2 separate regions of the Mus musculus genome follow, and region 1 is linked to region 2. Evidence: chromatin loops called from intact Hi-C (ENCODE). Cell type or tissue: gastrocnemius. All regions are shown on one strand. Links, peaks and the distances in the headings refer to the core of each region. The heading gives the core; the rest is flanking DNA. Region 1 has its middle 37 kb from the start of Gm34612. Region 2 has its middle 93 kb from the start of Gm34549.

Evidence for each region. A loop is a pair of places that touch in the nucleus more often than their neighbours do. Peaks named below come from ENCODE experiments on the same cell type or tissue, not always from the same donor. Only the 100,000 strongest peaks of a DNase experiment are listed, where the experiment ranks them.
Region 1: a loop joins it to region 2, with 7 times the contacts of the local background. A loop is called at or near these places in 32 of 42 quality-filtered maps.

What each region holds. Positions count from the first base shown.
Region 1 is chr7:68,821,579-68,837,707 of GRCm38, reverse strand. No RefSeq gene overlaps it. Among named protein-coding and RNA genes, the nearest start is that of Gm34612, 37 kb to the right of the region's middle. In gastrocnemius, for the core only: no CTCF peak of the experiment used is centred there; a DNase peak (open chromatin) is centred at 7,652.
Region 2 is chr7:68,572,699-68,588,827 of GRCm38, reverse strand. No RefSeq gene overlaps it. Among named protein-coding and RNA genes, the nearest start is that of Gm34549, 93 kb to the right of the region's middle. In gastrocnemius, for the core only: a CTCF peak has its summit at 7,967 (motif pointing right); DNase peaks (open chromatin) are centred at 7,980 and 8,992; H3K4me3 peaks cover 383 bases.

The DNA.
Region 1 (16,129 bases), core at 4,183-12,182, 250 kb before region 2:
AATCTGGTGTACACAGTCACAGATGACAAAAGAGATGCCCTTCTACAGGATACATCCTTGACTCAGAGAAGAGAGAGAGAGAGAGAGAGAGAGAGAGAGAGAGAGAGAGAGAGAGAGAGAGAGAACGTGAAAAACACATTCTTCACACAAGATGCAAATTCGTTGTTATGGAACTAAAGTTTTCCTTTAGAAACTCTGGGATCTCAGCCAACGTCTGACATCTTCCGGCACATAGCTCTGTGTCACTATACCTGTAAGCACAGTGCAGCTGCCATCCTGAGTCTGAGTCCAGTGCACTCCTAGCTGTTCATGCACTTGGCAGGTCAGCTTGAAGGCAACACGGGCCATGCCAGCAACACAGCATCAGAAGCTCCCCGATGCAGGAGGATATCTGCTGAGCGGTGCAACACTACTGCAACAACCACCCAGACTTTTATAAACCTTGATAAACCTTGATGGCATTGGATATCAGATCACGTGAACTCCAAAAAGAATTGTCAAAATTCTATAGTAATTGGCCCATTGAGGAATGTAATAGCCTGACCCTGTAAGTACATAACATCCTCATTAAGTCTAAGGATATAAAAAGGAATCTGTAGAATAGACAGTTTTCCAACACACACCTGTCTGTCAAACAAGAAGCTAAATGGCAGCTAGAAAAATAATATCATTAAATATTTTTTACCACATAAGACATTAAGGTTCTCTGGCTTTCTGTGAGGGAGACTGAGTCTTTGTTCTTATTCTAATGTCAATATGTAAATCCCACCTTCTACAGGTCATTCCTTTGAAACCTGAAATGAAGCCACTTGTAGTGTAAGACAGGAACATATACTGAAGCATCACCTTATCACCTCCTGGGACAGCTCAGGTCCATGTCGAAAGTGTTACATGGTACTCATTTCTGAATACCCAAGGAAATTGACTTTAAAGGATGGTTTCATATTGCAGCCTAAATTCTCTAGGACAAAAGATCACTGAAGATGACCCTTCCAAGATACTCTTGCATACCTGTGAATGGCTTCCATGGACTGGGGCTCCAATCTCATAGAACCCAACACACATTTTTAACCTCTACATAAGTAAGCTTCCTGGCAAGTGGGCCCAAGTTAGTGCACGTTGGATAGTGATTTCCTCCATATTGAAGTATTCCATCCTGGGGAGAAGCACTTAAGAATACTCAGGAAGTAGACAACTCACAAGTTTCAAGGAGTTCTTGAAACTTACAAGATTCACAAGGCTTCTTGCTAAAGTTATATAAGCATTAGCACTTTCCAGGGAAGACAGATTCTCCTGCTAGTGTAGGCTGAGTACAAGAAATCCTTTGACCTGTCAAGGATCTTTCTGCTTGACAGTCCTACAGGGAGCTGTAAGGATGCACATTCTACAAGTCGTCACCCAGGTTGGAATAGGCTCTGTGGTGAGGAAGTTCCCTACCTTTGAGGCATCCATGCTCCAGTAACTGAACCTTCACCCACATTCTTGTAAGTAATCCTAATGTGCTCACTGGTTTGTCTAGCTGGACTTAGGAGAATAATTTGGAGTTATCATTGGTGCCCTGTCTGGGATGAACAGATGTTTTCATGTCTCCCCAAGAAACATTAACACAACCGAAACCCTCCCAGGGCAAAAAAAAGTATCTGGAAATGAGTCAAACCCATCTCTGGAGCTCTCCTCTTCCTGAAGAAGTTAGGTTGGGCTGTCCAGTGGGACACAGAGATCCATCCCCCACAACTCCTTGCCACTAAAGTCAAAATAAAGAGAAGTCCAGAAAACAGGAGGTCTTTTTAAGATTTACCCTTTGATTCTAACACCCAGTTCCTAATTTTTAATCATGCAAAACAGTTGCTTATTAATGAGCTTTCAAATTACATAAAGAAGGATGAAATGCTCAGAAACACTAATATGCCCTGGGGCGTTATGCTTTGAGTGAGTGAAGGCATCCACGAGTCAGCGAACACTCGAGCAGGAAAGACCCCTGCAGCTGTGGCAAGCAGAGGCAGAGTGGGAAAAATCCCCCTTAGAGTAAGAGGTGGGGGTGGGGCTGGAAGAAACAGACACTCGGAAAGAAAAGTAGACATCCCCCTAAACACAGGCATATGCAGGCACATGTCTCGGGTATCTTAGATGATGGGGATTACAGATCCGAATTATTGTTCAATCAAGTTGTTGTTGTTTAAAACTTCAGTCTTCCTAAATAAGCATCACAGAAGCATGGGTGCATATACAACACACACACACACACACACACACACACACACACACACGCACGCACGCATGCACGCATGTACGCACGCACACACACACGCACCCACGCACAAACACACACACATGCACGCACACGCACGCACACGCACACACGCGCACGCATGCGCGGGCACACACACACACGCACACACATGCATGCACGCACGCACACACACGCGTGCGCGCATACACCTTAACAAATAGATGATGAGTTTCCTCTTTCTGCTCTTCTTCCTTTCCAGATGGTCCCAATTAAGAGCAAGACCCCAATCCTAACAGATGTTAGCCAAACAACTCCAACCTGAGGTTTAGTGCACAAACTCAGACACATTTACTACACCCAAGAGAAGCAAAAATAAATATCATGTATATACTGGACCATTTGAGTTAACTTGGAATGACTAGGACTTCCACCCAAAGCTGCAATTAGTTTCAACTCCTTCTTTCAATTTGTAATGAGCATATTAAATGTTGTGCTGATGTTTGGCACAATTCTGGTCCTCAGAAGAATTTTACTTACAGGAGCCATTCTTGATTTCATTTGAAAACGCAGTGGACACCTCTAAGATGCTGTTTCTATTAGAATGAATGAGGAACGTGCTCTTTTGAGACTCTAAATGAGTAATGTCGGCTGCCAAGTAAGTAGTTTGCTCTAGGTCAAGGCAAAAAAAAAAATCATCCTTCAGCTCTCACTGCTGGCTGTGGGCAAGCTCGGCTGCCTGGCTTCGTGGAGTTCTCTTTAGGGTAGTGAGCTGAATGCCTGACCAAAAAAAAAAAAAAAAAAAAATTCTCTCCTCTCCTCACACCCTGTCCCAGCATAATCTTCTCCTGAACGACAGGTGGCAGTAAAGAGACACAGCCTGCAGGAGCTAATTAAAGAGGGTTTTCTATCTACTTCAGGAGGGATTATACAAATGCTGCTTAACACGCAGGATTGGGTAGGGGAAAGATAAAAAACCTGATTCAAGCTTCTTTGCACATGCGGTTCTGTCTCTACATATGTTACACCTAGCTCGGAGATTCTGCCCACCAGCCTCTTCCCTGATTTCAAGCAATCACCTCAGGGTATAAATGTTCTTACTGTGGAGAGCTCAATGTGTGTCATGCATAGGCCTATAACCAAAGACTCTGTAGCTGACCCCAGGTAGACAAATGTGGACACACACACACACACACACACACACACACACATGCACACACGCAGCTAAGATAGCTCAAGCTTGTCAAAAGCACAGATTCCAAAGCAGCCAAGCCAAGGGGTGCATTGTGTGAAATCTGCCATATTACGGGAACATTTGGTTTCTGAACTGCCTTAAAATGGTGACCTTTTTCCAATTGCCAAATAAACATTCTGCAAGCTGCACTGGTGTCGAACAAAAGTATCATCCAATAGTTGACGGTGCTGATCAAAGAGTTGTCTTTTAGGGTCTTTTGTCATTTCAACCAGAAAAAGACATTTGCTTAAAATCTGAGCACTGAAACTGGCTCACTTTGCATTAAAGGCACAGTAAAAAGAAAAAAAAATTGAGAATGCACAGCACACAGATCTCTGAACAATGCACATCCAAGAAAAGGGGGAAGGGGGAATAAAACATCGAGTTCCAGGGGATACATGACTAATTTTGAGTTAAGGAAAACTGGGGGTGTCTGTTCCAGTGGGAGCTGTCCCCAAAGATCGGCAATTGCAAGCATGAATCATCACGGCCTGGAAAATACAATCTGTAGTTCATCTAGTACATTTCGCCCAGAAGATACAATCTATGACAGTCAATTCTTACCCATGGAGCTGCAGCATGCCTCCCAGTGACACATCTACAGTTAAGTCTAGCCAAGTTTCACTGACTCACCCGGCTCTCTATGCCTCTCTCTGGATCGTACCCAGTGAAGGCACAGACTGGCCCCATCCTTCACATAGTCGCACAGTTTAGCCTGTTGGCTGAGCAACAAGCCCTACTTCTGGTTATAGGATCAAATGAAAGGAAGGGGACATTGACCGTAATACCAAAAATCCAGTTGACAATGTTAATCATCACGACTAGCTACGGAGGGCTCTTTGGGTATGACTAGCTTGTCTTCATCTTCTCCTTTTGTTTTGTCTATGTTTGCTTGCTTTTGATATTGTTTTTGTGTCTGTTTTTGAGACTAAGTCTCACTATGTAGCCCATGTTAGTATGGAACTCATTATTTTTCCTCCATTTCCCAAGTGCCAGGACTTCAGGCAAGCACCACAACCAATTCCAGCTACTTTCTCTCTTCTTGGTATTTGGCAAGCCCAGGTATTTCATGGCAAGTTGTGTGCATGGATGTGTGGGCAGTGAGAGAGTTAGAAACACTCCAGACAGAGAACCCCAACTCATCCTTGTCCTGGCAATCTGCTGAGGACAGCAGTTCAAACCACTTCTATTGTGAGGACGTTCTTCTTAGCCAAGTGGCATGAATGTTTCTTAAGAACAAATTATTTTTAAAGAAAATTTAATTTTTATTCAATGATAGTAAGTCCCCAAACACTAACTCTTGAGAAAGAAACAAAAGAGTCAAGGAAATAGCTCAAGATAATGAAAATCTTGTCTCAGAGACTGGACCACATTTAAATCGCAACCCACACAGGTTGCTCTGTTCACTCTCCCCACTTCCATTTCTTTACACAGCTAAAAACATGGCTCTGCTTTTGTCTGCATAACTTGCCTTGAACCTTCTAGGTAGGAGAAGCCACCTGACACCAAGAAGTTTTGCATCTATAAGCATGAGTGGCTGCTCCTTGCATCTTGAATGTTATAAATCCCATGATAAAGGAGCCAGAACCTTGACCACTAATCCTTTATCATATTCCCCTGAGCACTGGAAATACCAGCCACCTGTCCATGTAAGGGACTTACATAGGGACCAGGAGAGTCATTGATAAAACACAAGACACCCAAGGAAATGTGTGCCTAACAAACAACAAATCACTTGTGTTCGTAAGGTCCTTGAAATGTGTTGGGTATATTTTAACCGGAAATTTTGTTATTTTAAATTGAAATTTCACAGCGTGCTGCACTCTCCTTTACCAAATATAAAACAGCAAACTTCAGAGTAAAATGTCTCTGAGGAGCGTCACCTGAGATTCTTATGAAAACAGGTAATCCACTAAGAAATCGGAAGATCTATGGTGTGGCTAGGTCCTACTCTGCAGCCTGTATTCTACTGGATACTGAATACTACTACGCAGCCTGATTGGAGTCAGGCTGGTCATTCTATTCTTTTCACCCTCTTAGTAGACAGTTGAGTTCATAAATTAACATGTCTGTATTGGTATAGAAACTCTTACCAAGCCACTCATTCCTAAATTACTAAAAAAACAAACAAACAAACAAACAAACAAAAACCAAACATATGACTACAAGCTCCACCAGGCAGAGCTGTGTATAAAGAAGACACCCCAGGGAAGCACATGAGCCACCGACCAAAGGGCCTTCTATAAAATCATCATGGGTTTTAAGGTACCCTCCCCAGAAAGCACATATCAAAATCTTGTATTTAAAAATGCACCCATCTCCTTCCCTTCACCTCCAAGATTTGCCAGGACGAGGTGGATTCAGAGAGCCACCTAAGTCCTGAGTTTTAAGCAGCATCAGTTGTCTGAGAGGGGTGAGCCTTGAGCAGCTCCTATGAGGAAAGACGGGATGCCACATGAATCCTATGTCTTCTTACTTCCTGATTCTCCATCCTGGCTCTGTAAACATGAGTTACCATCTCTTCCACTCGAGCGGTGTGAGGGACCCCAACTCTACAGCTCAGTTACAGAGCCATCTCTAGAAAGAACAATCTCTTAGGAAACAGGGTTAGGCTTTTAGCAGAAGCACCACACAGTCCCTCATTGACTAGAAGCAGCATGGGCATTTCACACCAGAGTTGGTCTTTTCCTGTCCAACGTGGTGTATACAAAAGAGTACAAATTCACTTTCTGGGGTTGTGGAAGTGAAGCACCTCAGCCTGGTGCTCATGGTCAGCCTCCTGCTTCTGCAGCTGGAAGCCTTCATGCAACACAGGTTGGGATTGGCTCCCACTGTGAGAGCATATCCATATCTCGGCTTCAGCGGCTGCTTTGCCGACTGCCTCTGACTCCTGTGGCTGTGGAAGTTCGCCTTCAGGGTATCCTAGTATACTCTTGTATGCCCGTCTTACTTGCTATAATCTTGCTCAATAGGGCACCAGCCATATGGAATTAAGGTATGGGATACAACTTTCAGTTTACCTTAATCACCTCTGCAGAGACGCTATTTCCAAATGAGGTCACATTCTGAGAAACCAGGACTTACATAAATCTGGGGGCGTCCAAAGCAACTTTGAATAGGTCCCTTCTAGTGACTGATCAAAAATTCACCTGTTACCCCAAAAGACCCTTGGTCAAGTGGCTATTTCCCTTCCATTTCTGTTCTATAGGGGAATAACTTTCTCCTCTTCACCCAGCCTCAAATTAAACTCTCTCCTGAAGCCAGGTTATGTACAAGACATCCTGAATGCCACACAAAATGTTCCCAGGACAGGTTAGAGCACAATACTCCACCCTGGCTCTGATGTCTGCTCTAAGCCATGCTGGGTGCATCCTCTCAACACTCTACCTTGACCACCAATAATCCACAGCTCCACAATTAAGTGAGCCCCGAGGACCCTTCCTGGCCTACGTTTTAATGTTTCTCCTTCACTGTAAGTGTCTCTTCAGAGGGCTTATTCGGCTCAAGCTCTCTAATCATTTCCCCTTAAAGAAAAGCTGCCAGTCATAGATGGAGACGGAGGAAGTGCCTGCCTGTGATTAGGTGGACCCTCTGTCTAAAGGGGTCAGACTGGGTTCCTTCCCAGATGGCATTTAAAACAGGAAGCGTGACAGCTTAAAAGGATCCCAAGAGTACAGGTGTGGCGGGGGAGAGGGAAAATGAACTCAAGGTCAGGGGCCCTCGGCACTTCTGAAGGCAACGCCTCCATCTTTATCAAGGGTTCCAATTGAGATCTGAGGCTTTACAGAATTGGCTGTATGTCCTGGAACAACACGCTTAATTTCTCAGAACCTCCCTTCTACTTACAGAATAGGTCTAGATCTCTGTCTCACGGATGTGCTCGGTAATTTAACACAGAAAGCCACTCCACCTAGTTACCCATTCTAAGAGAAAGAGGTTCTTGGTAACTATCAAGTCTTCCTCTGGAGTCTTTCCACCTGGGTACAGGCCGGGGACATGTAAGGGACTTTGCATAAAGGCAGTCTTTAGGTGAACTCAAGGACTTAGAAGCCAGCCATAGGACACTCAGAGCCCTCTCCAAAAGGGTCAGGTACTGTGCGTGATGGGGATCAAGCATCCTGTGAGACTTCTCCAGTGTCTGGGAAGAGCTGAGGCTCTGAGGAAACCAGTACTGGGAACGTCTGACGCTAGGTGGCGCTGCTCAGCAAAGAAGCCCGAGGCGGTTGCCTGCTAGGTGCCTGTCCAGAATGAAGCAGTGTCTCGGTAGGGGAAGGAAATGATGTTCCTGCAAGATCTCTTACCCAGGAATTCAGTCCCCATCAATATATAATTCATTTTTGCCTTCTCATCATCATTTGCTGAGTTGTATACCATCTTGTATATTTTAAATCTTGCATCATTACCCCAGATACACACACACACACACACAAACACACACACAAATGTCAATGGTAGGACACACACACATTTATTCCTCTTTCCTTAATTAAAAGGAGATGTGAGGAGCTGGTCACAAAGAAACTAAATCAGCCTTGTAATAAAAGTCTGACTTCGGTGAAGCGCAGTTGCAGAGTGCTGATGCACAAACGAAATTAAAGAGCTCGCTTTTAAAAATAAACCGGCTTCCGATGAAATTCAACACGCCGCACTCAGCGGAGCAAGGATTCCACTTCTAGATGAGTGTTGGCATCACTTGTCCACAAGTCTCCGCAGTGCTCAAAGCAGCTATGCTCAAACTGGCCTCAGTAGAGGTGGGGCCACAGCCCAGGAAGGAAGCTTGTCATGTAACAGTGAGAGAACTGCGCTTGAGGCCATGGAAAAAGCTGGGTGTCGGTGCGCTCCTAACCCCAGTGCCACAGGAGGCAGAGACAGGTAGATCTCCCTGGGAAGTCAGTCCAGTCTTAACAGGGAGCACCGGGCCAGAAAGAACTGTTCTCTAAAGAAAGAAAAGAGGGAGGGGTGTGTGAAGGCCTCCTTGGGAAGGCAAAGGAAGAAAGGAAGGAAGGAAGGAAGAAAGGAAGGAAGGGAGGGAGGGAGGGAGGGAGGGAGGGAGGGCAGAACTCTGGCCCCTATGATTGCCCACACTCACATATGCATTCATGGCATGCACACATGAGCATAACTTAATAAGAGAGAGCAAACGAAATTTGCAAATAATGCAAATAACTCTATTAGCAATAAAGCGGTGTGGATATTGGGCTCCATGAGATGCATCTGGTACAAAAGACAAAAAACTTTCTGGAATAGCTCTACTTAAGTGAGAATAGACACCCATGTGTGGAGATGTGGAAATATTCACAGAGCTGAAAAAGCTTTATAGCAGAGCTAGGCTTGCAAACAGCTCGCCTACTATGTTCACATCCTTCAAGAAGATTCGTCTCGACACGTTTTCCCTCGGATGTGAAGAATATGGCCTCTTTGTAGCATCTGTCCCTCCCGCCTAATTTTTTTTGTTTTGTTTTGAATAATTTAGCTAAATACTTCATTAGTTGTGTTTTAAGTGCTTATGCTTCCAACTAATGAATTGTCCAAATCCCCGTCATCGGGCCTCCACCGCAGTCATTAGAACCTTAATTGCCAAGCAGCTGAAGTGATGCCTTTTGTTTATTCTAATTGCTATTAGGAAGATGCACCAGAATTATTTGTAATTTATTAGTCACATAAAAATAATGAGGAATGAATAAAGCTCTTTGCCCTGCAGTGCAGAGAAAGCATGTTTAAGCACGGCTGCTCTTGGTAGCTCTGTCTCCACCCAGCATTGCCCTTTTCCTACCTGGTAGGGCACATGAGGCTCTCACAGGTCGCTTACTATGGCTCCACTGGAGACTCTTGGACAGGACCTGGTCATCATCATTACAACCTCACACTGAATGAATTAGTGCATATTATCCACTCCTGATGTCACAGTACCAACCATAGGCATACAGTTTACCTATTGTGTTCAGGACCAGGGCCAGGGGCCAGGACTTCATTGCCTATCATCCAGAACTACTGAACAAATCGCTCACTCAGTAAGATGCCTGCCTTGCAAACAAGAGAAACTGAATTCACCCAGACCCACTACCCATACCCACTTTTAAAAATAGCAAATCCGAGTGTTGAGGCTTATAATCCAAGCACTTGGGAATTAGAGAGTGGCAGATCCCTGGAGTTCTCTGGCCAGCCAGCCTAGTCTACTTGCTAATGTTGAGGCTAGCAAGAAGGACTGTTGAAAATTAAAATGTAGAAGAGGCAGATAGCAGGTGAGGGATGACACTCAAAGTGGTCCCCTGGTCTACACATGCAGAAGCACACACATGTGTGTACTTGCACATACGAGAACACACACATCTGGAATAGCTCTACTTAAGTGGAGGTGGCCCAACATTATGTACAGGAGATGCATAAAACAAGATGCCTGTCTGATCAGATAAGTGGCAGTCAAAGCAATTTGGAGAAACAGTAGACCCTAAAACAAGATCTAGAGTGGGTTCAGATAGAGGATGTAGGTCCATTTCCTTATATCAGCTATAAAACCACCTATCCACCCCACCCCCCCAGGGAATACCTATTTTCATTCTGTCGACATCATTGCTGACACTAACAGTGCGCACCAAGATTTTCCTTTGGGAGAACTGAGTTGCTATCAAGAACAAGGTTCCATATGCCTCTGTTCCACAGCTAAAGCTGAAAATCTCCATGAAAACAGACATCTGACTTATAAGGGCTTCCCATTCCAGCTGAGGAGTAGAGCACAATTAAGAAGCCCAGTTCCCTTCCCCCACCCCACCCTCACCTCCTGACCCCCATTTGCCCTTTTCTTGCAGTCCTTGCAGACTCTCCAAAGAATGTGCCTCGGTCATGTGCCCTAGAGCAGCAAGACTTGCATCACTTTTCATCAAACTATGAGAAAGGGTGGCAGCTCTTCCAGATACCAGTGCATTCATACCCCATGCTTTCTGGATTTGATTAATTATTTATAAACTATTCTTTATAAAGAACATGTCCGGGGCCTCCACAGTTTACAGTTATCATCCTAGCCATGGTGGCCCACACTTGGAATCTCAGCACTTGGAAGGACAACATAAGCACATCTCATCTTTCAGACATACACACACACACACACAGAAAGAGAGGGAGAGAGAGAGAGAGAGAGAGAGAGAGAGAGAGAGAGAGGCATGCACGCAGTGTGCTCACATATGCACACAGACCATAAAGAAATAAATAGAGAAACTAATAAAACTTTATTACCTTTTCATTATTTTTAAATTTTTCATACAATATATTTTGATCCTATTCTCCTCACCCAAGTCCTTCCAAACCCTCCCCATGTCCAATGATAGAGGCTTCTTAGACTATGCACATATACAAAAGGAACTTAAATGGAGTTACCATGCGTGGTGATTTAAATGAGAACAGCTCCCATAGGCTCATGTGTTTGAGTAGTTGGTCCCCAGTTTGGGAAGGATTGGGTGTGTGGCATTTTGAAGGAAGTGTGTCACAGAGGACAGTCTTTGAGGTTTCAAAACCCACACGCCATGCCTACTGCATGCTCTGTTTCTTGCTTGCTGTTAGAGGTGTGAGCTCTCGGCTCTGCTCTGAGCATCTGCCTCCACTCTGCTCTGACTGGCTCCAAGCCTCTGGATGATCACAGAATAATAGGACATTTTTAAAAGTCTAAATCTCTAGAGTCTTTTCCCTAGTGATGGGGATCAAAGAGAGGACTTTGAACAGCAAGGGCAATGCTCTACAACTGGAGTCCTTCCCTGCTTTCAGATTAAACGGAAAAAACAAGAAGCCAAGAGTATTCAGAAGCCAGCCTAGTCATCCCTCCCTCAGCCTGCCATGCTCATGGATAGCAAGGGTGTCTGTGAATGCAAGACCGTGCTTCCCCTTCTAGGTTTCCTTCAAGCTCTCTGTGCAGAACGCCTGCTCCTTTATTGGTGTGGGGCAACTCTCCCATCAGCTTCCACTGAAATCAGCTATGTAGAGCTCAAGACGCTACAGTGAGAACTTTCAGCATACACTGAACTCCCTCCCCAGACACATCCTACTTCAGTTGGTTTCCTTTTGGGCTTCGACGCAAAACGTTTACGTCCGTCACTTTTTTTTTTTTAAGATGTATTTATTTATTATATGTAAGTACACTGTAGCTGTCTTCAGACACTCCAGAAGAGGGCATCAGATTTCATTACAGATGATTGTGAGCCACCATGCGGTTGCTGGGATTTGAACTCGGGACCTATGGAAGAGCAGTCGGCGCTCTTAACCACTGAGCCAGCTCTCCAGCCCCTATGTGCGTCACTCTTGACGACATTAAAACATAATAGATGACAGTAAGCATGTAAATGTTGTGTTTGGTTCTGAGACAGGGTCACGTGTACACCAGACTGGTGCTGAGCTCACCATGTGGCTGAAGATTACTTAGGCTTCGGATCCTCTGCCTAAGTACTGGGATAATGGGCACGCATAACCACAGCTTGTTTGCTCAATCCTGGGCTCCAATGCCTGGACTGACTTCCTGCATGCAAGGCTAGCACTCTTAGCAACTGAGCTACAACCCCAGCAGGACTGTTTAAGCTGAGGAGGTATTGCAGCTAGGTAAACTTATTTCTCAGCGTAGGTTGTAGCTGAGCATCTCCCCATCACTGAGCTGTAGCTAAGGAGGCAGATACTGACATTTTGGGGGTTGACCGTGAGAATTCTATCGTATAAGTGTAAGAGGGGGTGCTGATGCTAAGGTCCTGATCACAAATTGGTTCTTGATTTGTCAGTAAAGAAAGCTGTGGGCAAATTGCTGGGTGAAAGGTAGAGTCGGGACTTCTGGGTCCCTGGAGGCAGGCAGAGGGGCATGAGGAAAGAAAGGGATGTTTTTGCCATGCTTTGAAGCAAGAAGAATACAGCAGCCATGTGAGGTCTCAAGTGGAACTGGGGCTAGTAGCCACTACTACAGGTGGGTGGTGATGGATGTTTGGCTGGGGCCGGATGGGATTGGCCAGTGACATTTAGGGCAGGTGGAGAGACTGAGTTAAGAAATTGAAACGTGCACGCTTTTCCTAGCGGGAGATAGTAGTGCCCAGCAACTGTGCCAAGAAGGCAAATGGTAAAGGAGCAAACGTGTGTGTGTGTGTGTGTGTGTGTGTGTGTGTGTGTGTGTTTTATCCACATATTCAAGGGAAGCTTGGAGGTGGCTGGTAACAGCCCACTTCCTGGAGTAAATGTGGTACTGAAAAAAACTACATGCAACCTATCAAGAAAGTTCATTTGGTCCTTCTATCATTCCAGTTTCTTGTCTGGAAAGAGGATGTAATTCGAGAATTTTAGCAATTTTCTTGGATTATGAAGGAACACGGAGGATGACAGAGGTCTTCATTGGAGTTTCTATGGCTGTCAAGAGACACCATGACCATGGCATCTTTTACAAAGGAAAACATTTAATTGGGACTGGTTTACAGGATCAGAGGTTTTGTCCATTTTCAGTCATGGTGGGAAGCATGGTGGCTTGTAAGCAGACATGGTACTGGAGAAGGAGCAGAGAGTTCCACATCTGGTATTGGCAAGCAACAGGGAGAGAGAGAGTAAGCCATTAGGCCTGGCTTAAGCTGTTGAAACTTCAAGCCCACCCGCAGTGAAACACTTCCTCCAAAAGGGCCACACCTACTCCCACAAGGCCACACCTCTAACAATGCCACACCCTATGAATTTATGATGGGCATTTTCATTCAGACCACCACAAGAGGCAAGGACAAAGGCCTCAGAACAGGAAGTCAGAGACACTCTGCTCCTCTCCTGCACTCAAAGGATTGCCACGCCAGCTCTGTCAAAGTTTTATCTTATAATATGACTTGCAAACTTAAAGCAATACCTCTGGAGGCTAATGCAACGTAAAGGAAAGGGGGAATTACAGAAATCACACACCCAGGAAGCAAGGACCATGTGAGAACATTTCTCTGGACAAGTTGAGTCCAATGTCATGCTCCTGATTGCTGGACAGCACCTCAAGACAGCACTGAGGTACGGTATGTGGTCCATGCTCTCCAAAGCAAAGAAGAGCCCAAGGGCCAAAGAGAAGACGTCATCACAAGCTCTGTTCGTGCAACTGGACTTCATCGTAACAGTCATAGACACTGCAGCTGGCTTTAAGGAAACGACTTAGAACCGCCTCTCCAGCTGCAGACAGGAAGACAAAGCAGCAAGATTCCGCAAGGCCTGTGGAACCTAGCTGGAATCCAGGTGAGGCCCATGGTAGCCTGACCCAAGAGGGAGCAAGGTTCTGGAGATAAGTGGCAGAGCTTGCCAGAACCAGAGTCAGGACAAGGAAATCAGCTTAGGTTGGCTCATGCTGTGTCTTGGATCCCTCGGATCAGGACCATCTTATTTCTTATGTTAGACAAGCTTTGTATCCGTGCCTGTGGGTGTGTGACTATGCTAGCCTGGGCCCAGCTGTCCCTTATGAATACATTTAGAATAGTTCTGTCTCCACAAGGCTGACACATCACATGAGAGGTTAGCACCCAATGAGAATTAATTTGCTGAGAAATTTTCCAGTTTCCTGTGTAGGTGGAAAGCAGCAACAGGTGAATATTGAATAAACAAGCACATGACAGAGACCTGACAGGAAAACAATCCCAGCCCTTGTCCAGTCTGAAATGCATACTTCTCAAAGAGCAATGTCAGCTTAGAAGCTCTTCTGAGGTTTAGTGTATGGAGACCTCTGCACACAAATAAGCAACATCAGTATAAAGAGAAAGGACCATGTTACAAAGAAGCATCCAACTGAATACTAAGTGCAGGTCGAACTGTGCCAGCCAACAGGCTGCGCATATGCAGTTACAGTACTGGCCACAAGAGGGCAGTCTAACACGTTCGCGCCAGAAGCAAGGCAACAAACAGGAGGGTGAGCCTAAAGGCTTGAAAATGACCAACACACACCCTCTGCCTGGGAATTCTCTCAATAAAGAAAAAAGTACACGGAGTACAAGCGAGGGTCTCATCTATACCTGACACTAAGCTTTAAGAGTGAAGGTGAAATTTATTTAAATCTACAAGTAGAATTAAGTTATGATGGAGCTACAGGTAGAAAAGGTAGACTATAAACTATTTTCATTTAAAAAAATTAAGGTTTAATATAAACACCAAACAGGAAACACAGGCCTGTGTATGGATGCACAGTATGCTGAAAGGGGAACCACCGAAAAGAATTTAAATTAACTTTTCTGCAATTCCTGTGCGGTTTGCTTCTGTTTTTGTTTGATCAGGCAGACTTTCTAGGAAGACATAACTGAGATTTATAACTTTAAAAGGCTACACAAATGAGGAGCAATGGACAGCATGAACAGCCAGCTCCTGGACCTGAGGTAAACAGCAAAATAAACCTGTGTTTCAGATAGATAATAAAATCAAGAGCAGAATTTTAAAAAGGAGAAATGGGGAGTGGATGAGGAAATTAGGCACTTTCTAGGAAACATGCCAAATGCAAAACTGACCTCAGAAGAGGCAGAAAACACAAACGGAATAATAAGAATGGAGAAATCAGTAGTCACTGTGAGATTTATGAATGAGTTACATTCCTATGACCAAAAACAAAAACAAAAACACAACAACCACCACAAAAATAACCATGTAATTTGTTAAAAGAATAGTTTTGTGCCAGGCAGCCTAGTGAAGAATTTAATCCCAGCTCTCTGGAGGCAGAGGCTGGTAGATTTCTGTGAGTTCAAGGGTCAGCCTGGTCTACATATTGGGTTCCCAGGCCAGCCGTGGCTATAGACAGAGGAAAAAACAACTTCAGTGACGATGATAATGTTTCCTGGAACAATCTTGTCAAGCACTGATGAGAACCTGGAATCAATCCTTAGCACCAAAAGAAAGAAACATAAAAAGCTGGGCAGTGGCGGTGCATGCCCGTAACCCCAGCACTCGGGAGGCAGAGGCAGGCGGATTTCTGAGTTCGAGGCCAGCCTGGTCTACAGAGTGAGTTCCAGGACAGCCAGGGCTATACAGAGAAACCCTGTCTCAGAAAAAAAAAAAAAAAAAAAAAAAAAAAAAGAAAGAAAGAGAGAGAGAGAGAGAGGGAGGGAGGGAGGGAGGGAGGGAGGGAGGGAGGGAGGAAGGAAGGAAGGAAGGAAGGAAGGTTAAAAAATTAAAAAGCAAGGTTGAGAAAACTAGGTATATGTGAGCTCCATTGTATCAGATGTGAAGATTCAATTGCACAGTATGACAGCTTTCTGGTGTCAACAGTCTGGTGGGGCCTGGGGAGAGCATTGCAGGGCTTAATACTGTGGTTCTGGAGCCAGACTCTTTGGCCTTGAATCCCAGCTCCAGGGCTTTGTAGCTAGCTGTGTGACTGCCAGCCGTGTCCTTAGCTTCTCTTTGTGTGCCTCAGTTTCCTCATCTGTAACTTAGTAACAGTGGAGAACTTATAAGAAGGGGCTGATTCATACCAAGCACATGAGAACAGTACCCACTCATCTTAGATGCCTACAAAATATTGCCCACGGTGATCTTTGATACATGCAGGTGCCGCTTGGAGTCCAGAAGGGTTCAAGCATATCCCCAAATCAGCAGATGTTACAGCCTCTTATTTAAAATGGTGCCATGCTAGCACAGAACCAGCACAATCCCCCTGAACACTTTCAGTCAGCCTCAGTTTGGTTATAATGTCAAATACAAGGTGATGCTCCTGTGTA
Region 2 (16,129 bases), core at 4,892-12,891:
TATTTCTCCTTATACCCACAGATAAGTGTAGTCATCACCATTTATCAAGGAAACGTCCCTTTGCAACAGAGCCTAATACAGAAAACCACCACTAATCAATATGCAGAGTTGTGGAACCCAATAGCAGTGGATACAGCTACAAAACATTCCCACACCTAAGGCTCAGGGTGAGTTGCAAAAGAGGAGTGGAAACATTGTAAAAAGACAGAAGTGGAAGTTCTGAAATTGTGTCTCCATATAACATCAGAAACTTTACCTGTAAAGTCACCAACATGACTGACCGAATGTGAGCTGAACAATGCTAAGGGACATGGGAATGTAGATGAGGAAAAAAAACAGCAAGGCCACAATCCCACACAAAGAGCTATAGGTGACTCAGTAAAGCTGGGGACAAGAGAGAGGGTCTTCCCTAGGGAAGAGCACACCAAGTGGTGATCCAGGAGCAGCCAATCAGCCCTGGAAGCATACATACAAGTAACATCATTTGGACTCGACAGGTTATATTTAGGAATATATATGTATATACAGATACATATATGCGTGCACTAAAAACCACTGGAAAAAAAGGTCATGAATGGGAAGGAGAGCAGGGAGGGGGAGATGGTAGGGTATAGAGGGAGCAAAGGAAACAATGGAGAAGCAGAAACATTGTAATTAAAATATGATCTCCAAAAATAAAAGATGTCTTCCACTGCCTTCTGATTTGCAGTATAGCTAATGAGAATCTACTCGTTTGCATTTTTGTTTCTCTGTACCTAACATGTCTGCTTTCCATAGCTGCTTTTAGAATTTCCTCTTTATTCACAGCCTTTCACAGTTTGATAACTATGGCACTGATACAATTTGGGAAGAATTGAGGTCGTTGTTCCTTGCAGCATCTTTGCCTTCCTGCCTTCCTTTTCTCTAATCAGATGTACCTTGTGCCCCTTGACATTGTCCTGAGTTTAATTAACCTCTATATTTTGGGGGGACAGTCACTGTAACTGTATCTTCGTGGTCACTGTAACTGTATCTTCATGGTCACTGTAACTGTATCTTCATGGTCACTGTATCTTCATGGTCACTGTAACTGTATCTTCATGGTTACTGTAACTGTATCTTCATGGTCACTGTAACTGTATCTTCATGGTTACTGTAACTGTATCTTCATGGTTACTGTAACTGTATCTTCATGGTCACTGTAACTGTATCTTCATGGTCACTGTATCTTCATGGTCACTGTAACTGTATCTTCATGGTCACTGTAACTGTATCTTCATGGTTACTGTAACTGTATCTTCATGGTCACTGTAACTGTATCTTCATGGTCACTGTAACTGTATCTTCATGGTCACTGTATCTTCATGGTCACTGTAACTGTATCTTCATGGTCACTGTATCTTCATGGTCACTGTAACTGTATCTTCATGGTTACTGTAACTGTATCTTCATGGTTACTGTAACTGTATCTTCATGGTCACTGTAACTGTATCTTCATGGTTACTGTAACTGTATCTTCATGGTCACTGTAACTGTATCTTCATGGTCACTGTAACTGTATCTTCATGGTCACTGTATCTTCATGGTCACTGTAACTGTATCTTCATGGTCACTGTATCTTCATGGTCACTGTAACTGTATCTTCATGGTTACTGTAACTGTATCTTCATGGTCACTGTAACTGTATCTTCATGGTCACTGTAACTGTATCTTCATGGTCACTGTATCTTCATGGTCACTGTAACTGTATCTTCATGGTCACTGTAACTGTATCTTCATGGTCACTGTATCTTCATGGTCACTGTAACTGTATCTTCATGGTTACTGTAACTGTATCTTCATGGTCACTGTAACTGTATCTTCATGGTCACTGTAACTGTATCTTCATGGTCACTGTATCTTCATGGTTACCGCAGCTGTATCACCATAGTTACTCTAGCTGTATCACCATGATTAATACAACTGTATCCTCATGGTTACTGCAACTGAATTCTTCATGGTTACTATAGTTGTATCACAGTTACTATAGCTGTATCTTCATGGTTACTGTAGTTGTAGCTTCAAATTCACCAATCTTTCTTCTCTACTGTCTAATTTATGGATACTCTACCCAGTGTATTTTTATCTCATACACTGTAGTTTTTATTTAGTTTAAGTTCTAACTTATCATGACGGTTATTTCTTTCAGCTTATCACATACCTAAGTATAATTGATAATTGTAAACAACCTTGTCTACTACTTGTGGTATTTCTGCACCTGATTTGGATGATTTGTGACTTATTTGAGTCATATTTTTCTATTTATTTTCATGACTGCTATTTTTAGAGTGTTTCAAAGATGATAAACTTTGCTGTTGTGGATGCTAGATATGTTTGAGTTTTTATTTCATTGATTTTTATATACAGGAGTGTTTTGCCTGCATGTATATCTGTGCACCACTTACATACCTCATGTCCTTGAAAACCTGAAAACAGTGTCGGATCCCCTGAACTGAAGTTATAGACTGTTGTGAGCAACCATGTGGGTGCTAGGGTTTGAACGAAGGTCACTGGGGGAATCCCCAGTGAACTCAGTCACTAAGCCACCTATCTATCTAGCCTATGCTTTGGTCTTTAAATAAATATTCTTAACCTCTGCTCTGCGCCTACAATTAACAAAAAATACTGTTGAACATTACACATTCTGCCATTTGAATTTTGAAGCCTTCCACTCTAGCTGGGTATAATACAAACTTTCCTTGGCTCTATGGGAGAATTCCAATTGCTCTGAGGCCATTGCCTTTGCTCACATAAAAAACTATTGATGGATTACAACTGAAAGCCCAAAGGGTACTCACACAGGTCCACAACAACACACTTTCTCTCTCTCTCTCTCTCTCTCTCTCTCTCTCTCTCTCTCTCTCTCTCTCTCTCTCTCTCTCTCCCTCTCTCTCTCTCTCTCTCTCTCTCCTCTCTCCTCTCTCTTCCCCCTTCCTCATCTCCTTTTTATTATTCTATTGTTTAAGCTTTAGTTACTCTCCCTTTCTGACATCTCTTCAAACACACAGAACTACTATGAAACAAACAAACAAAAAAACTAATTCCTTATACTTTAATCTAGTTGGGACTTGTTTGTTTTTAGTTGTTTCCAGGAAGAAGATAAGTCTGGAGTCTGGTCCATGCTGCTTGCTCTCATCTAGCAGAAACCTGGGTATTCTCTTCTTGACTTACAGATACAGTGAGGCATCTTCTGGCTTTAGTCCCACCATCCAGCAAGTTATACTTCGCCACACCTGGTGCTCGTTTGCAGTAGTCATCTCCTAGGCTGAAGTTTGGGGTCTAATTGTGCTCATTTCCATCTCCCCTTTACTCCTCTTCTCTGACATTCTACCCTTTCTTTGCTCTCTTTAACTCTTTCTCCTCCCCACCCCCATGCTTCCTCTCAGATAACTGTCCATCATTTTCAACCATGGGATGACTGGCCCAAAGCCTAATTCAGGGGGTCAGTGGTAAATAAGACAGTATCCTGCCCTCAATGCTCATGTGGCTTTACTCTTTGTAGTTCAACGTTCATGTGGGATGACTTGGGACGGGGAGTGAATTGCACTGTCATTTGGTTTACTGTGACACAGTGCACACATAATAGTAAAAAGATATAACCCTTTATGATTGTTCAGCATTAAATCTGGCACCTTGGCTGTCAATTTCTATAGCCAGAAACAAGGAAGAAGAATAATCCCCACATGATCACAGTAAATATTGAATGAGATCATGAACAGCAAGTCTCGACAGCACCAAGGATATAACAGGTGTTCAATAGATGCACATTCCTTTTCTGTATTCTCTTGGTCTCAAGGACTCCATAGCTTTTGTAAACCAAGACTCCTGAGTTATATGACATACTCTATGTGCTATGAAGTGCCGGGCAAGCCAGAACTCACAGACAGTCTTATCGTCATGAGTTGACATCATATGCATTCTTAGTCTTTGAGTAGAAAAGTAAAATAATATAATTCCAAATGAAAATCTGCTGCCTTTTCCTCCAGAGTGAAGCCTGTGAGTGACCAGCTCATGGTGTGTCACCGTTATTAGTAAGTGTCCTTTCAGGCATGCCCATGAAAACTGGCACCTCGAGGGCCTCAGAGCCCTGAGTCTTCAGCAAACCCTAGGGTCACAGGAGCACCTTTTTCTTATTGGTTTTCTATAAAAATCCCCACTATGTTCATAGCAGCCTTATTTATAATAGCCAGAAGCTGGAAAGAACCCAGATGTCCCTCAACAGAGGAATGGATACAGAAAATGTGGTACATCTACACAATGGAGTACTACTCAGCTATTAAAAATTATGAATTCATGAAATTCTTGGGCAAATGGATGGATCTGGAGGATATCATCCTGAGTGAGGTAACCCAATCACAAAAGAACACACATGATATGCACTCACTGATAAGTGGATATTAGCCCAGAAGTTCAGAATCCTTCTTAGAAGGGGGAACAGTTACAAAGTTCTGAGCAGAGACGGAAGGAAGGACCATCCAGAGACTGCCCCACCTGGGGATCTATCCCATAAACAACCACCAAACCCAGACACTATGGCAGATACCAACAAGAGCTTGCTGACAGGAGCCTGATATAGCTGTCTCCTGATGGGTCCTGCCAGTGCCTGGCAAATACAGAAGTAGATGCTCACAATCATCCATTGGACTGAACACAAGGTCCCCAATGAAGGAGCTAGAGAAAGTACCCAAGGAACTGAAGAGGTCTGAAGCCCCATAGGAGGAACATCAATATGAACTAACCAGTACACCCCCAGAGCTCCTTGGATCTAAACTACCAATCAAACACATGGTGGAACTTGTGACTTTAGCTGCATATGTAGCAGAGGATGGCCTAGTCGGTCATCAATGGGAGGAGAGGCCCTAGGTCCTATAAAGGCTCTATGCCCCAGTGTAGGGGAAGGCCAGGACCAGGAATGGGAGTGGGTGGGTTAGGGAGCAGGGGGAAGGGGAAGGGAATAGGGGATTTTCGGAGGGGAAACTAGGAAAAGGGGATAACCTTTGAAATGTAAATAAAGAAAATATCTAATTAAAAAATTCCCATCGTGATAAAGTTCCGAAGCAGAAGGGATAACAAGAGGGAAGAATCTACCCTAATACATGAAAACATGCCCTGGATTTAGGTGCAATCATTTCTGGAGAGTCTGATCTTCCATTAATCTGTAAAGACAGCTCCACAGATCAACAGAGCTCACGGGCAAACAGTGACACGGAATTCCGGGCTTGCAGCAGTGGCAAAAAGGATGCCCCTTAAAAATGAAGACATCACGTGTCTGGCCTCTTTCCCATGCTCCTCTGCTTCTCATCCTTCCTCCATGTTCTCTTTCCCAGCATGCCTCCTGAACCAACATACTTAACTCTCGCTCCACATCTCCCCACCCCCAGCCTGCAGCCTCCTTATCCCTTTTTCTCTAGGCTAGGACTAGATCCTCTTCTAGGCCTCATATAGAAATCATCTCCCTCTCTGAAAATATCCCCGTGGGCTTCCAGAACCATTGCGGACGTGGTTAGACCTTCTCAACACGGCTGTCATTTAATGCGGTAAAGAGTGAGCATAGACCATTAGCTCAGATTTCTCCAGCAGTGTAGCTAAGCTCATATGGAAGTCTGGAGTGATATTCATTGATGTGCAAATCTCTAAAAAGGATTCTGGGACACAGAGAGATTTTTTCCCAAAGGATCAGAGTCCAGCTTCTACTTAACAGCCTCACTGTGTAGTGTGGGGGGGAGGGGCTGAAAGGAAATCAACAACATCTGAAAGGCTAGGTGTTAGAAACACACAGGCAAATATTATAGTTATACATAATAACGATGCCTCTGCTGACCACAACCCCTGCATCAGTGCACAGCTAATGCTCCCGGGACACCATCTGTTTAATAGGCACCACCTTATCTCTGTCCCCTGCTTTTATGTTGGGTCAAATAAAAGTACCAGGAAAGGACATAAGAATGTTGTAATAACCAGTCCAATTAAGATGTGTGTGTGTGTGTGTATGTGTGTGTGTGTGTGTGTGTGTGTGTTCTGAGGGCTCCTGAGAGCTCACCGCAGGAAAGGAAATCTCACGTGATTTGGTGCAAATTCATGCACATGCATACGTCTCCCTCTGCCATGCGAATGCAGGAGATAAGAGCCACGGGCACAAGTTCATTGTGTAGACAGATCATTTGCACATCCAATTAAGTGAGAGGAGAAATCGCAAAATCCAATTACTTCATCTCAGGTATCCAAAGTTGTTGTTTCCTCCCAGACTTATTCGCAGGTTAAAACCCACCTCGGCTGTAGGCGAAATCCAATATTCTGACTGTACCCAATTCTTGTAAAATTCGCGTCTGCAACGTCTTCCTTGCACACCTGGTTGAGTTCTTCTTCAGAGTGTGTCTTTTCCTCCTTCTCATATGTAACTGTATTAAATTTAGGGTCTTTTTTCCCAGGAAAAAAAAGTCATAAGAAGAAATATATTGTCATTATTTCAATAAAGGCCAGGCAGAGTTTTGAAATATTTATTTTGCCATACATATTGTTCTAATTGGTTTATAACTCTGCCTATGTGGCCAAAATATGTGAGCAATACCCAAGTAATGACAGCATTTTCTAAATCTCCATAATGAACCACACAGAGATGCATGTTACACAGTTACACAGTTTGATGGGAGCCCAATTCATCTGTACAGTGGTTTATGGAGCTCCTACCTCACGTGTATCTAGCAGCATCCAGGAGACGGCCTGAGAACTGACTGCTGAAAACAGAGATCAAAGTTTACAGAGGTCTTGTATCCCTGAATCTCATTTACTGACACTGCCATGCAGAGCATTTGACTGCAAGGGAAAACCACTGTTGGCCAGAGTTTGTGCTGAAAAGATCCACTATCCATAGAACAAAAAAACATAGCCCCAGTACCTAGTCCAGGGCTTAACACAGAAAAATGTTGTATATGTATATGTATGTGTATGTGTATGTGTATGTGTATGTGTATGTGTATGTGTATGTGTGTGTGTGTGTGTGTGTGTGTGTGTGTGTGTAATTTACAAAATATATGTGAGAAAAGTTAATTCTAGGAACTTCTTCTGAAATTTTTCAGCTTTTCTATCACCAAAATGGCATCTCTTCAAGACATGTAAAAAAAAAAATGTGTCCATATATGGAGAACGCATGGATACAATGTACCACACTAGTAAGCTACAAGGGAAAAAAAAATCACAGGATCGTCTCAATATACACATGAGCATCTTAGCACATTTGGAGCAGAAAGGAAGGTATCATCCTTAACTCGGCAATGTTTACCCACCAAAAGCTTAGATAAACATCGAAATTAATGAGAAAATTAGATGTCTCCTCTAACTGGATATAGGACAAGGGTTACTCTTATTTTCTAATGTTGTTTTAAATGGCTCATGTTTTAAGAATTGATACATAAATAAGAAGTGTTGAGATAAAGAACATTGTTTGCAGAGAGTGTGTTCCTTACCAATAAAATCGACAGACTTCGAAAGATACGCAATTACAACCAAAAGCATCACCCAAAAAAGCTCCCTAGATACAAAGTCACTAACAGAGAAATAATAATGGTTTCCACACAAGCAACAAACAGCAAGGAAAGATAACTTAAGAAAAAAATCACAATAGCTTTAAGACTATATAAAACATTTAGAAATCATGGAAGAGGAAACGTTTCACCGTATAAAGTATAATGGGTGTTGTTGGAGTCTAATGAACGGAATGAAATGATGGAAGAACGATCTCAATAAACGGGGAATGCGGCTGTTCTCCAGACAGTACTGACTCCGTGCCATGGAGATGTGGTGGTGGTGGGAACAAAAAGAGCGGACCCATTTGGTAAAGCTGTCAGATTAAAAATATGTACGTTCCCAGAGATTCCCACACCAGTTTATAAAGAGACAAACCTAAGATGGTCATCACAAAAGGATATCTGAAGAGTCCTGGGCAGTTCAGGGATCCACCCCTAGGGGGCAGTGAATAGCATTCTAGTCCAGGTAGACCTCTCCGCAGGAGTCAGAAGCAGGAGGGTTGAAGGTATATACACAGCAACATAATCTCTAAAGCACAGTAGTTCATAGGAGAAGAAAGGACAGAACAACCTAATACATTTTTGAAAAATAGAAAGCCCACAAAAATGCATATTTTAGAGTAGAGCCTGCTGCTAAACAGAACGGTCTAGTGAAAGGTAAACCCTGTTTTTGTAAAGTTAAAGGTGGGGGGAGGCAAGGCGAGGGAAAATGGAGATAATAAAATGAAGGGGAAATTAATAAATTCATGAATGAATGAATGAATGAATGATGTCTCTCAACAGTTTGATATTGATAAATCTTCCATGAGCTGAGAAGCACCAGCAAGCCTCACACCTGACTTCATTCTATACCACTTATATATTCTATCATTCTCTATATCTATCATTCTACATATTCTTATATTCATACTCTGTATTATGTCTATTGTGCAGTATCTATATGAGGATGCGTTTTTAATGATCAAACCAAACCAAACCAATACAATACAATACCTGAATGACTTCCAAATTAAGCAGACAAATTGTTCAGACCATGTCTGAGACTTTCTTTCCTGTCATAATCACAGCCCACAAAAGAACAGTTGCAAATTTTTTAAAAATAAAAATAAAAAACCCACTTAGCTATACTTTACCCTCTAATGTAGATATGACAGCTACAAGAGAAACTGTAAATGAAACAAAAAGAAAGCAAGACGAGGAATGGAGGGGCGTGTGAAGAATAAACCTGAAAGTGGCGTTACCAGTTCCTAGCCAAATGAGAAAAAAAAAAGAGCAAAATGGAATGGAATGTACAGTACGGCAGAAAACAATCCTCTGGGTTTTTTCGAAGACCTCTTGTGCGCCTTGGGAAGTGGATTTTAAAGTCAGGAACTCTGCGATCTTTCCTAGGTTTGGGGACAAATTCAGGACTGGGCTGAGCAGTTGTTTCCATCCGTGGAACTCTGCTGCCACCTACTGGTAGGAGCCTGCTACTTCTTCAGGAGCCCGACTTGTTAGCTCCAGGCTACCCGCAAACCAAGTCCCTTGTCCCTTGGGACTGAAGTATGGGGATTCGCTGCTGTCAATCACTCCACCTAGAAGATTTTCAGATCAATACATGTATGTGTTCCGAGGGTAATTAACAATAGGCTAGTTTATCGACTAGGTGAGTCTCTGACTTCCTATTATTTCTCTCACTTTTGAAAATCAAAGAAAAGACAATTATCACTCGAAGCATGGCCTCTTCCCTGTCTTTCCTTTTTCCCCCCAAGGGAGGTGTGAGTTTAATTAAAGAAAAGAATCACACGTTTTGTGGTAGTTTGCAAAGCACATAGTGGGCTAGTGTCTAACAGCACTTCCCCTTTCCTGGTTAAGTACCAAGGATCGTTTTCTCCTGGCTAAGGTGTGAGCTGAGCAGGGCAGGAAACCAATGCTTATGCTTGTGGAGAGGGCGGGTCCTCGTGGGGGGGGGGGGGTTGACCAGCTGAGGGAGGCAGTAAATGGATTTAATGTGGTTTTGAGCTCCAGAATAATTGCTCGGATTTGGTTGAGGTACAAAAGAAAAGAAGAAAGCGCCATCGAATCATTGAATGAGTCCTTACTTGATCAAACAACAGTGATTTGAGACAGAAATTACAGTAAATTTTGGTCAAATTTACTTATTTCCCACAATTCACCTTTAAGTTTGGTCCACGAGATTAGTTTGCTGTGAACGAAATAAGATGCCCGTTTTACTTGATCCATCGAAGCTCTTTAATCAAGGTCAATGACTAGACTTCCCCACCCCACCACCCCACCACCACCACCACCACCAAACCCTCCATCAAAGGCTGGCCTGAGAACCCCACACAGAGATTCCCTGAGCAGGATGGATAATTAGGAGCTTGGTAGTTCCAAGTCCAGCCTTAGAGAGGAGGAGATGCCAGAGATGCGCAGAGAGGCGGCTCTTTATGGAGACAGGTCCAGGGAAGAGGGCAACGGTAATTACCGGGCTGTGAGAGCTCATGTACACCTTGGGAATTATTGGTCCATAAAATGTCTGGAGATGTATGCCAGAAATCTAACGTCTCCTGTGCAGTGTGGCAAGCTGAGCTAAACCAGCCAGACGTGATGAAGATAGGGAGTCTTGTTTAGGAGAGTACAAGGAGCCAGTGGAGATGGTTTGAATGGAATTATACACAAACTCAAATCCCACCCTTACCAGCAGGGAGATCCACTCCAGAAACATTGGGGATGCACAGATGCAACTCCAAGAACTTATAAATGGGGAAGAGAAAGCTCTAAGCTAGGAAAGGATGCTGCCTTTCATTTGGCTCATTGACGAGGAAAGTGACTCTCCCAGACTCCAGGGTTTGTATGGCCTGCCCTGGTGACTGTGAGTCAGTTGCCTTCTCTGATGTGCAGGTCACGAAGTATTGGTTTATCCCAGTGCAAGAAGGAAAACACATCAATAGGATTTGTGAACAGTCAGTCAATGGATGGTCTCTCGATGGATGGTGAGGGAACGTGTGTGCGTGTAGATGACTCTGTGAAGTTTCACTGGCTCTAGGACCCAAACCGCCTAAAGAGCTTGTATCAACCTGTCTAAGGCCAAGCTTTCTCTTCCTAAGAAACAGCAGACACCCATTATTATTGAGAGGATTCCATGAGGGCAGCCAATCAATCCCTGGCAAGCCCTGGGCAGCTCGTGCCCCTTTCCGCAGAGAGCTGGGAGCCCTTGATAAAGATCAGAGCTGTGTCACTGTGTGCACCTTGCTATCTTCGCCCTTGGGCCGTGGTGCTCCCAGGGGTGAAAGAGAGTCTTCACTGAGGTACCTTCCCAGCCCCTTCAAGCCTTGACTTTGATTAAGCATCTGTCGGTTATCGGTTACACCGCTTCAAATTAGGGGTGAATGAAAGACTATCAGAAGGGGTCTATAGCCTTTATTTTAAACAACCCTGAATTTTTCAACAAAACCAGTGCAAGATGCCACAGAGACCATGTCGAGTGGGCAGCTGCTGGAGAGTTAGCTTGTGCCAGGCACCAGGTGTTCCTTCAGCCCTCACCCGACCACTGCAGGGAGACAGCATCGCCATAGCTACAATATGGGTAGAGAAGTACAGGCGAAAGGTTTTTGACAAATGTGCCCCTACTCCCACTGACGTGAAGGGGTGGTGTGGAATCACATTTACTTTGCTAAATAATGTGTCGTAAGAATGTTCCTTTTTGTTAAAAAAACAAAACAAAACAAAAATAAACCAGTCTTCAGTAAGACTATTTTTCACTTACTTAGTAATAGATTAACAGAAGCCATGCACGTAGGTACTAACTCTACTATTAAGAGCGATTTCAACAGATTTCTTGTTCCAGGTGCCAAACTGGACACATGTTTGCATTACCTTTGTCAAAACTTCATTGGAAAGAACACACGCACATGTATGAGACAAAATCCAGGCCTGTGCTAAGACAGTATGGATGGCATGGATGGTCGAGTCCTAAGGTAGCACCACTTGTCTTCTTTATTCTTCTGTTCTTGTGTTTGTACATATATGTGTGTGTACATTTTCACGTGTGTGCACACACATTCGTGTGAATACATATTTGTGCCGGTGGAGGTCAAAGGTTGACATTAGGCATCTCCTTCCATTGCTGTCCACCTTAATCTTTTGAGACAGCGTCCTTTACTGAAAACGAAGTTCACCTAATTTCCCAGATGGGATGCTCCATCTCTACCCTCTCAGCGTTAGAATCCGAGGTCCAGGCCACCATTCTGTTTTTTTCTGTGGGTGCTGAAAATGTAAACGCTGCTTGCAAGCATTTTACTAATTGGGCTTACTTCTCAACTTCCAATTTATTATATTTAAACTTAAAGGACAAAGGACAGGTTGGTTAAGTTAGATGTTGATTTTAAAAACAACAAAAAAGTGGGGGCGGGGGCTGGAGAGATGGCTCAGCAGTTAAGAGCACTGATTGCTCTTCCAGAGGTCCTGAGTTCAAATCCCAGCAACCACATGGTGGCTTACAACCATCTGTAACGAGATCTGACGCCCTCTACTGGTGTGTCTGAAGACAGCTACAGTGTACTTACATATAAATAATAAATACATCTTTAATAAATAAATAAATAAATAAATAAATAAATAAATAAATAAAAGCAAAAAATATAGTTTAGCTCTGTTGTCAAATCAAGCACGGAAAAGTCAGGAGAGGGGACCAGGGCCAGTTGGTCTGAGAAGAAACACAGGGAAATTGAATAGGAAAGACCATGGGAGGAGTTGGTGGGACCAGGCTTCCCATGGACACTGAGAGTTTCCCACACAGTTTCTAGACCACTAGAGTCAGAGTTCATGACCTCCAGACAAAGCCAGAATGAGCCGTAACATCTAGTGGTGAAGTGGCCAGAGGAGAATAACAGGGACACTGGGTGATGCATCTTTACTTTGAAGGTCCCCACTTCCCAATCTGGAGGGCGGGCGCATAGAAGGAAGAAAGCCCGCCTACTTCCAAGCTGTCCTTTGTGACACTGGCCTGCTTTTATGTTAGAAAGTCTATGTCCTACAATGTTCATGTATTGAGACTAAATGTCCAAAGCAATATTGCTAAGAAGTGGGGACTTGGGGCAGTAATTATGTTGTGACTTCTTCTCCTACTAGAGGGAAAGACTTATTGTTCTTTCTGCTACTCAGAGAATCGAAGTGGATGGTGCCGAGGAATGACACCCCGGGCTGTCTTCTCTCCACATGCGTATGCACACACTTGCATGTGCAACACACACATTTGCACGCATGCAGACATATACACATGTACACACACACATACACACACACAGAGAGGTAAATAGGATTTGCAAGAAGCTGAAAAGGATACACCAAGGGAAGTTTTCAAATACCTGAAAGACTTACACAGATAAGCAGGGCTCATTTTCAATGGTTAATTAGTAAAATCGCAGCTGGAAATGTGAGTTTCTGTCTCATCGGCAGATGTATCTGTTCACCTAACTTGAGCTGAGGCTGAGGCCCTGTGGACAGTCAGCAAGTAGGACTCTTGCCCCTGAATGAAAGCTGAAGGACCTGCCAACATCACTGAATCCCCAGGTGTGTGGCCTTCAAGTTCTGCCTGTGCTGCTCGCACCGTCTAGACTTGCAGCTGAACATTACAGCAAGAGTTCTTTCTGGCTTTACCATCCTAAATTTAAATCCAATTTAGACTTTGCAAAAGCTGCTCTGGTGCCGGGAGGATCATTTCATATTTCCCATGAATTTTAGTAGGCAGCAGTAGAGATTTCAGATTATTGTTATTTTTATTTCATCATTGTCACTGGAAGTGTTTAATCAAAAGGAACTTCTAAATTAGTATACGGAGAATTATTTTTAAAAAGAGCTTAATGATACATAAATACCAGACCAAGCCAGGCACACTAATGAACATCTGTACTTACAGCATGTGGGAAACAGAGGCAGGAAGATCATAAGCCAGAAGCAGGACTAAACTACACAGCAAGTTCCAAGCCACCCTGCACTAGATAGAGAGACTTTGTCCAATTTACTAATAAAGTTGTAACATCTTGCCTTCATTCAACAAAACAATTTCTAAGAGAGACAATATCTGTCTTCTTATTCAAATAACAGGGTCCGGGGAGGCATCCCCACTGTGGATTTTGCTGGCCCACTGTTCTTGAATGCCTTTAGCCATTCTTCAAAGAGCCATTGCTTTGCTCTGCCGCCATAACTCAGAAAATAACCAGATGTCCTCTGCGGCCATTTGTCTACGATGACTGTAATATTTTATGAAGGGCAATGACAAGCAACATGTTTCTGAATTTCATTTAGCATATTGAGTTTAAACAGTGGGAGGTGGAGGTCCAATGTCCTCCAAGTTTACCCAAAGCAAAGAGGAGAGTGGCCAGGTGGCAAGGACTTCCTAAGGGCTAGACCCTGTGGGAGACACACACTCGTTCATTTGAAAAGGTAGGTTAGACAACATGGAATTCAAAATGGTCCCGAGATACCTGAAGTTGTAGGCAATCCCATAATATTCTATGGGGTAAATATAGACCTTTAGATAGAAAGTGAGGCATGAATAATTTAAAGTAAGTAAGCAAAGAATGAGGAGGAGATAGCCAGCAAATTAGAAGCAGAGAAAAGGTAAAAATAAAAAACCCATCGTTTAATAAATACCTTACTGATATTATTGAGCAATTTATAAATAATATTCTTTACCACCAGATTTCTACGGCTATTAACACTGACTCAGCTCCAAGAATCCTGGTATAGACAGAGAACTTAGTTTTCTATGTCTGTGTTCAAACACCAACCAAAACCAAACTGGAGAGCAAACTATTCATTTGATTCTGATGCTTCTTGCTCATCACCCGGGAAGTCGGGGCAGGAACTGAAGCAGAGGCCATGGAGGAACTTGGCTTACTGGCTTTTCCCCTACGACGTACTCAGCCTGCTTTGATAGTTGGCTAGAACCAACTGTTCAAGGATGGGACCACCCACAATGGGCTTGACCCTCTCACATCAAATGTCAATCAAAAAAATGCCTACAGCTAATCTGATGGGAACATTTTCTAAATTGATGTTCCCTCTGCCCAGGTGACACTAGCTGTGTCAACTTAAAAAGAAACTAAACAGAAGATGGTCATCTGTGGCACATGACTTTAGGCCCAGCACTCAGGAGGCAGAGGAAGGCAGATCTCTGAGTCTAAGGCCAGCCTGGTCTACAAAGGGAGTTCCAGGACAGCCAGGACTACACAGAAAATCCCTGTCTCACAAAACTAAACTAAACTAAACTAAACTAAACTAAACTAAACTAGACTAAACAGAAGAGATAGATAGATAGATAGATAGATAGATAGATAGATAGATAGATAGATAGACTTGTACTCATAATTACTTAATAATTTTTCTATCTACAATCAACAGATACACACACACACACACACACACACACACACACACACACGAGTTCATCTTTCCTTTCAGCAGTCTATGTCAGAACACTGCGAGGGCATAGCCTTGGTTTGCAGTTACATAGCAAGTATAGATGACCTCATTGTATTTCCTTCATTCCACTATTCAACTTCTTCAAATAAGAATAATAATCCAGAGAGAGAGAGAGAGAGAGAGAGAGAGAGAGAGAGAGAGAGAGAGCGCTAGATGACCTTCATAACTGGGACCACAGACCACAAGGATAGAGGAGCCCTAGCTCCAAACTCACCAAGAGGTTTAAGTAAACAAGAGCCACTCCTAAACACAATAGTCACCCTGAGAAGCAGTGAGGTCCCCTCACCAGGAAAACTCCCAAAAGACTGAGGATATGTAAAAAGCCCCATGCTAGAGCAAAGACCCTTGAACTCTTCAGAAATTTAAGAGTCATGGGAATAATCCAGAAGAGGGCATCTCCTGGGGTCTTTTGAGCTTTCAACTCCAATTTATGTGTTGGCACTGTGTTGGCACTGTGGTGATCCTGAGAGTTTTTCTCATACAGTCTGATCCTATCTTCCTTCTGGGCATGCGCCATGTGTCTGGTGTAAGCCAATGAAATGTAAGCAACCCAGGCCCTGTAAAAGCAGAGCATCAAGAGGGAGGCCTAATTCAGTTGCCTTACAGCTTTCACAGTGCAAAGGCAAGTGTGACACGGGGTCTCCTTCAGCAAAGCTCTCAGAAGAGTCCCAATTAACAGAGGACGTGCAAGACTGGGGTGGTTTGAAGCAGCTGATGTTGGAGGTTTGTTGCCTCAGCATAATCTCAAAGTATCCTTCCTGGCCAAGAGTCTCAGACCTGAAGTCCTCACAGACAGCCTTCAGAGCTGCATCCTACCTTACTGAGCTCAGGGGTTAGCCATGCTGGGCAGTTGGAAGGATAAGTTGGTGACACAGACCAGATGGCATTCTAAGTTAAGCATGAGAGAAATGAGAGGAAGAGTCAGGCAGGGAGTGTGAGAGTGTCTTCCTTCAAAGGGGAGTTGGAGAATGTCTTCATTCAAAGGGTAGAATTATCTCTCAGAATCACTTGGGCACAACATCCAGTAATTTACCACCTCGCCATTCTCTTGTCTCCCAAGAGGAAAGCAGGGCCCTTTCTTCCTAGAAAAAAAAAATATATATTGACCTTTTCTTTCCCTC